Regions from separate parts of the Homo sapiens genome. Here region 2 is linked to region 1. A link is a contact called in ENCODE Hi-C or POLR2A ChIA-PET data. All regions are on one chromosome and are shown on one strand. Each heading gives the region's core, a stretch centred on a gene start or an enhancer-like site at or near the end of the contact. The rest is flanking DNA. Distances are from core to core; before and after follow the strand shown. Region 1 overlaps PPFIBP1 (PPFIB scaffold protein 1). Region 2 holds the start of REP15 (RAB15 effector protein).

Evidence for each region. Hi-C counts contacts between places; a loop is a spot of excess contacts on that map. ChIA-PET counts read pairs that join two places held with the same protein, here RNA polymerase II (POLR2A).
Region 2: a map of PC-3 shows a loop between it and region 1 (9-fold over the local background). The contact joins the promoter of REP15 here to the enhancer-like site in region 1. A Hi-C loop is called at or near these places in 1 of 168 maps with a recorded cell type or tissue (PC-3). POLR2A ChIA-PET finds 5 or more read pairs at or near these places in 1 of 52 experiments (PC-3).

The regions. Positions count from the first base shown.
Region 1 is chr12:27,572,458-27,575,590 of GRCh38, reverse strand. The region is part of intron 1 of PPFIBP1 (PPFIB scaffold protein 1); the gene reads right to left. Among named protein-coding and RNA genes, the nearest start is that of PPFIBP1, 50 kb to the right of the region's middle. RefSeq lists an enhancer at 1,281-1,575. Within about 2 kb of position 1,455, at least 4 of the 41 ENCODE cell types and tissues checked have a DNase peak (open chromatin) inside an H3K27ac peak, as active enhancers do; they include PC-3, where a contact is called at or near this core.
Region 2 is chr12:27,694,895-27,698,027 of GRCh38, reverse strand. It overlaps REP15 (RAB15 effector protein), which reads right to left and starts at 1,581. Exons shown (of 1, transcript NM_001029874.3): 1 at 432-1,581. The coding sequence starts at 1,465. The coding sequence ends at 755. It overlaps PPFIBP1 (PPFIB scaffold protein 1), which reads right to left. Exons shown (of 30, transcript NM_003622.4): 30 at 2,464-3,133. The region is part of intron 3 of MRPS35-DT (MRPS35 divergent transcript); the gene reads left to right.

The DNA.
Region 1 (3,133 bases), core at 206-2,705:
TTAACATCCTGCCCACAACCTCAGGTCTCAAATTCCAAGATAATTCTCCAACTGTTAAATAAGTGATTTCTATGGATCTCTTTGAGATAAAAAACACATTTGTTACTATTGCTTATTTTCTAAATCCCTTTGCTATCCTAAAGTATGACCATCATGAGACTAACATGTTAAACAATCATTAAAAATCAAAGTTTCTGTTTATCATAATACATAATGCCATATCTCAGCCTTCAAAATGAAATGGAATCTATAGTCTCCTTTCAGATATGACTTAAGTGTCTAAAGCAAGGGTCTGTAAGAAGGCCAAATGTGGGTCTGCCACCTGTTTTTGTAAATAAAATTTTATTGGAACACAGCCACACCCATACATTTACATTTTGTCTGTGGTTGATTTTTCCAAGACACAATAACAGAGTTGAGTAGTAGCAACAGAGACCATAAGATCCACAAGTATAAAATGTTTATATCTGGCCTTTTAAGAAAAGATTTGCTGACCTCTGGTCTAAAAAGCCTGCTACTTCAGTAGACTGTCTTAAAATAAGAAATGCTAATCCTGGTATAGTCATGTTGCTGGATAATTACCTAAGTCACTTAACCTTTAACTGCTTTAATTTTTTCATTTATGATACACTAATTGTGATATTCGTTGGGAACTTATATACCAGGGAATATTTTAAGAGCTTTGCTCTTAGTAAATAAACAACAAATCTGTTCATTTAATTCTGACAAATATCCTAGGAAAGAAGTAAATTATTTCCACCTTCTAAATGAGATAATCAAGGCAGAGGGGTTAAATAACTTGTCCAAGGTTAAGTAGTGGAGAAATCAGGACCAGAACCCAGGCAGTCCAGCTCCTGAGCTCATTTCTTAATCTTTATGCTACGTTGATAATACTTTCCATTTTATAAATTATACAAAATAAAATCTCAAAAGGTCTGTTAGTTATGTTAGGTCAATCCAGTAAAATATACCTCTGCATAATTTAGGTTAAGATACCAAAAATAAGACTATACATGGACTTCCATGGACTTTTAAGACCCATCTAAGATTAGAGCTAATCTTGGGGTACTGGGAATATAAAAGCTTATCATTCTTTATTTTTTAGCATAAGTAATCAAAGAATCAAGCTAACTGACCAATATCTATCTTTTCCTTGGTAAGTAAGGCCTCTCCAGGAAGTTCAGGCCCTTCAGAAAGGCTTCAGGAGGAAGACTTAGCAGAGAGACTCTAAATCTTCCAAGTTTGTTCCCATCTAGTCTTACCCCCCACCAAGTTTCCATCTGAGAAAACGTTGAGTAAGCATCAACAGACTTTACGGAAAGATTGTTCTCATAGCCTGGCAAAAAGAGCTCTATCCAGCCACAACCATCACATGGTCAGGAAGATGTCCCCTTGCTGAATCACCCCCACCACTTCCTGAAGTTCTCTGGGATTTTGGGAGGAAATATGTCACCTAAATGTGACTCAGTGCCCTTCTGTACTGAAAGATAGGTTTATATGATTCCAAATAAATCGAGAGAAAACATAGCACTAAATTACTCATCACCAAGTCATGTGCAGAGATGGTCTTAATCTTTTTGTTGTTTTGGGCTTTTTTTTTTTTTTTTAAGAGACAGGGTCTCACTTTGTCATCCAAGCTGGAGTGCAGTGGTACAATCACAACTCACTACAGCCTCGAAAGCCTGGGCTCCAGCAATCCTCTTGCTTCAGTCTCCTGAGTAGCTAGGAATACAGGTGTGCAAGCTTGACTAGTTTATTATTTTATTTTTTTGTACTGATGAGGTCTCACTTTGTAACCCAGGCTGGTTTCTAACTCCTGGTTTCAAGTAGTACTTCCATCTCAGCCTCCCAAAATGCTGGGATTACAGGCATGGGCCACTGCACCCGCCGGCTTTTAACCTTCTTTTTAATCACGCTAGTCTCCAACTGGTTTTCAATGTCTGCAGAGTAAAGTCTAGATCCTTGAGTTTGACTTTAAAGACCTTCCACATCTTGTCTTTCTAACTTTTCCAACCTCATCTCCTTCCATGTTTGGTCTTCATGCCTCCAGGATGGCCGGCTTTTTCTTCAGTATATCATATCTACTCCTGTTTCTGAGGCCATACTCATTCTGTACCCTTTGTTAAAGACCCTATTTTCTCCTCTACTACCAACATCAAAACCTATACTAGCAACACACTCAAAACCATATTTGTGGCTCAAATATGGTTTTGGCTTCTTAGATCTTGCCCAAATCATGAAGCCTTTTCATATTATGTCCCTATGTAGTCTTCCTTTTCTCTCATTGCCAACACCCGTTACTATTTCCACCACCCATTCATTCGGGTATTTAATCATGTATTAATGTTCACTGTTTAAATATTCCAAAAGTCTGTTTTGCTTTCTCAATAAGACATTGTTTCTCAAATAACAGATTCTTTCAAATAGATGCTTGGCATTTTCAAATTGTAGATGAAGAGTCCTTGACAAGTAGAGCTAACTTAGCTGAGAAGCAAATTCAAATCACAAGCTTGGGCTGTGTTAGTTACATGGAGCCCAGCCAACCAATAAACATCTGCATTCCAAGAAAGCTTTGTTTTCTGACTATCTAGTAACTCTTATGAGCAAACTTCAAACTTATTTCTTTGTGGGATTGTTAGAAAAAAGCCAGCGGTCAGTCCTAGCAATGAAAGTGAAGATCAAGTGGTACAAGAAAGTGATAGCCCTTAGCCAATAAAATAAATAGACATTAAAGAGATGAAGAAATTACATGTTATGGTATATCTGCAAATCTAAGGATGGATGAGGGCTTGGGATTCATGCCTTATGCTTTAAAGGGTTTAGTGTGCAGTTTTTTCTGTGTTCCCACAGTACTAAGCACTGTGTTGTAAATACTAGCTCAATGAATAATCTGATAATCCCATGTCCCAAAGTCCTCAGTGAACCCATTTTCCATGCCAAAATAAAAGTCACTGTAGTCAATTTCCCTCGAGGTTGCAAAATTTTAGTATTTGCAATATCTATTGACATATTACATCAAACAGGCCCACATGTTTTTAAATTAACATGTTGCTTTGCAATCATATTTGAAGTGTTTAGTAATGGCTTGCTTTCTTTGCCAATACTGCCAAATTATTTTTATTTTCCACAGTAA
Region 2 (3,133 bases), core at 332-2,831, 120 kb before region 1:
AAAGTGAATCTCAAAGTAAATCCCATCAAAGTCCTCTCAGTGCAGAGACAGCAGCTAGGGAGAAGACAGAATAAGGTAAGTGTTAGAGGAAAAGAACGCTGTGAGTTTTGTGCAGGAGTCCTGAACCCAAACTATTTTTTTTTTTTTAAAGATGAGGATTCACTCTGTTGCCCAGGCTAGAGCACAGTGGTGCAATCACAGCTCACTGTAGCCTTAAACTCCTGGGCTCAAGCGATCCTCCCACCTCAGCCTACTGAGTAGCTGAGACCATAGGCATAAGCCACTGTGCCTGGCTTGAAACTGGCATTACAAATGTAATTAAACCTGCTCTGTAGCCTTACCCACTACTTTATCCTACCCATCTCCCACCAACAGATGCAAAAACACATTTTATACTTTTGAGTGCTAGACTTATTATTTCAAACAGACACTTTTTTTTTGCAAATCAAACTTTAAATGTGACTTTATTATCTCTCTTCCATTTTTATTATTGAATAAGTGAATGAAATATTAAACTAAATTATAACTTTTCCTGAACTGTTTTTAAATCATAGGCAGAGCCAGGGTTTTCTTTTTTTCTCTCTCTCTCTGTAATTGCGACATGAATGTACTTTGATCCCAGTAATCATTTTCAATCAATGGGAAAACAAATGAAAAAAAATCCCATGCTGGAATGATGCAAATAGGTGAGCTTGCTTATTAGAATCTTTTTTTCTTTTCCTCTTACAGGCCACTCACATAATACATATCCAAGTCAGAGAATGCTGATATAAACCTTGCCCACCTCTCTCAGCCCGTCTTTCTTACTCAGACAATTTCTGAGCAGCTCTTTGATGAACACACAATCTTCAGTTTCCAGGACAAACTGAGCCACAGCCTTCCCTCCTGGCAGATGGCTCCTCACCATCTGACTTTTGACACTGTCCAGGACAACTCCCCTGATGTCTTTAGGCTTTCCTGGCATACCAAAGATGATAAACAGACCCAGGCAATCCTCTCCTATTAAGTTACAGAATTCTTCCAGCTTATCAAATCTACTTTTCTTCCAGGAAGACTCCTCTACCCTTGATTCTGGATTGGAAAGGTCACAAGGCTTAGATTCCACAGGAGGAGGTGAAGACATCTGCAGAGTCTGTACTGCGAGCTGAAGCTTTATTTGCTTGTTGGATCCCCAAAAGGTCCAAATCCAGTCTGCACCAAACAGGAAGGCTTGGTGCTTGGTCATCTTGGTGGTGGTCAGCCACTCATCAACTCCCTTTTCTTGGCAGAAAGTGATGAAATGGATTAAGAAGATCTCATTCAGAGTATTTGCAGCTGGGCAGAGTTTACTTGGAGGATATTCAAATCCAAGGTACTCCTTCAGTTTCTGAGCTGCATGGACTATAGCTTCACTGACCACCTCACAGACGACGGGCACCTCTTTGCTGTCCTTCAGAGCCAACTGTTGCGATGCTTTCTGCCCCATTTTCTCTGCATCCAAATATCAAACATGTGAATCTGGTTCAGACGTACTTCTTTTTCAAAGTAAAAGTTCTGCAGGGAGGCCACATCTGTTAATGGTTCATGTTTTTCTAACTCTACAGCTTCCTCGGGTGTAGTTAAGCATATATACATACAGCTAAATAAACATGTTAGTTCTCTCTGTTTGTCAGTTGGGTGTGTTGTGTTCATACAGTTCCTGCTGGTTTATTAAGTTAAAGATACTAAATTTCACACAAAACATCTGTTCTATCTAGGTTATATTCACTCTACTTTTAATCTTTGGTAATCTCTTCCAACATGTTTCCTCTTTCCAAGTTTTAGTTGAAGTAAAAATAGCACGTTAGTTCTTTTTGTTTTTGTTTTTTGAGACAGGGTCTCACTCTGCTACCCAGGCTGGAGTGCAGTGGCGCAATCATGGCTCACTGCAGCTTCAACCTCCCTGGGCTCAGGTGATCTCACCTCAGCCTCTTGAGTAGCTGGGGCTACAAGTGTATACCACCACACCTGGCTAATTTTTGTGTATTTTTTGTAGAGGTGGGGTTTCACCATGTTGTCCTGGCTGGTCTCAATCTCCTAGGCTCAAGCAATCCTCCCGCCTCGGCCTCCCAAAGTGCTGGGATTATAGGCATGAGCCACTGCACCCAGCCCTATGTTAGTTTTTTAAATATCCATACACCTCTTTCTACAACTAACTTCTTCCAATCTCTAGGTGAGTCATTTCCATTTGCTTTTCCTATTTTCTTTTTTTGTTTGTTTTTGTTTCTTTTACCTTCTGCCATGATTCTTCATTCCCCAGCTCAGTTGCTTCTTTTCCTACAAAAGCTTCTCAAACAAAGGCCTCAAATTCCTATCTGTTGATACACATTATAAACTCCATTCGAACAAATTTATGGCAGTTTATAAAGAGATTGTGTTATTTTCTATGTCAGAAACAAAGCCTGTTACTATGAACAACGGAAAATGAAATAAGGGCAATAAAAATGAGGCAATTATCAATTGACTTTATTTCCTTTCATATGGTAACACCAGCAGTGTATGATATTTGTAAATAAAATACGTCATAAAAAAATTTAACCTTATTACCTATTATCAGTTAGGTTATACCATCCTGAATAAAAAATATTTGGGCCGGGCATGGTGGCTCACGCCTGTAATCCCAGCACTTTGGGAGACCGAGGGGGGCGATTCACGAGGTCAGGAGATTGAGACCTTCCTGGCTAACACGGTGAAACCCCGTCTCTACTAAAAATACAAAAACAAAATTAGCCAGGCGTGGTGGCAGGTACCTGTAGTCCCAGCTGCTTGGGAAGCTGAGGTGGGAGAATGGCGTGAACCCAGGAGGCGGAGCTTGCAGTGAGCTGAGATTGTGCCACTGCACTCCAGCCTGGGCAACAGAGCAAGACTCCGTCTCAAAAAAAAAAAAAATGGCGTCTGTAACAGTTTCCTGGTATTTTCAACCAGGTTCTAAGAACAAATTGATTTTTTGAAGTGGTGACATCTAGTCACATTAAAATAAAATCCAAATAAAGTAAGTTCAATACAGTTACCACATAATGAATGGTAGAGTTTAAAGAAAATTATTATTAGCATCAAATCAATTGTTATGAATAAATAGTAATTTGATATTACAAGTTCTTTAATGAATACCTTG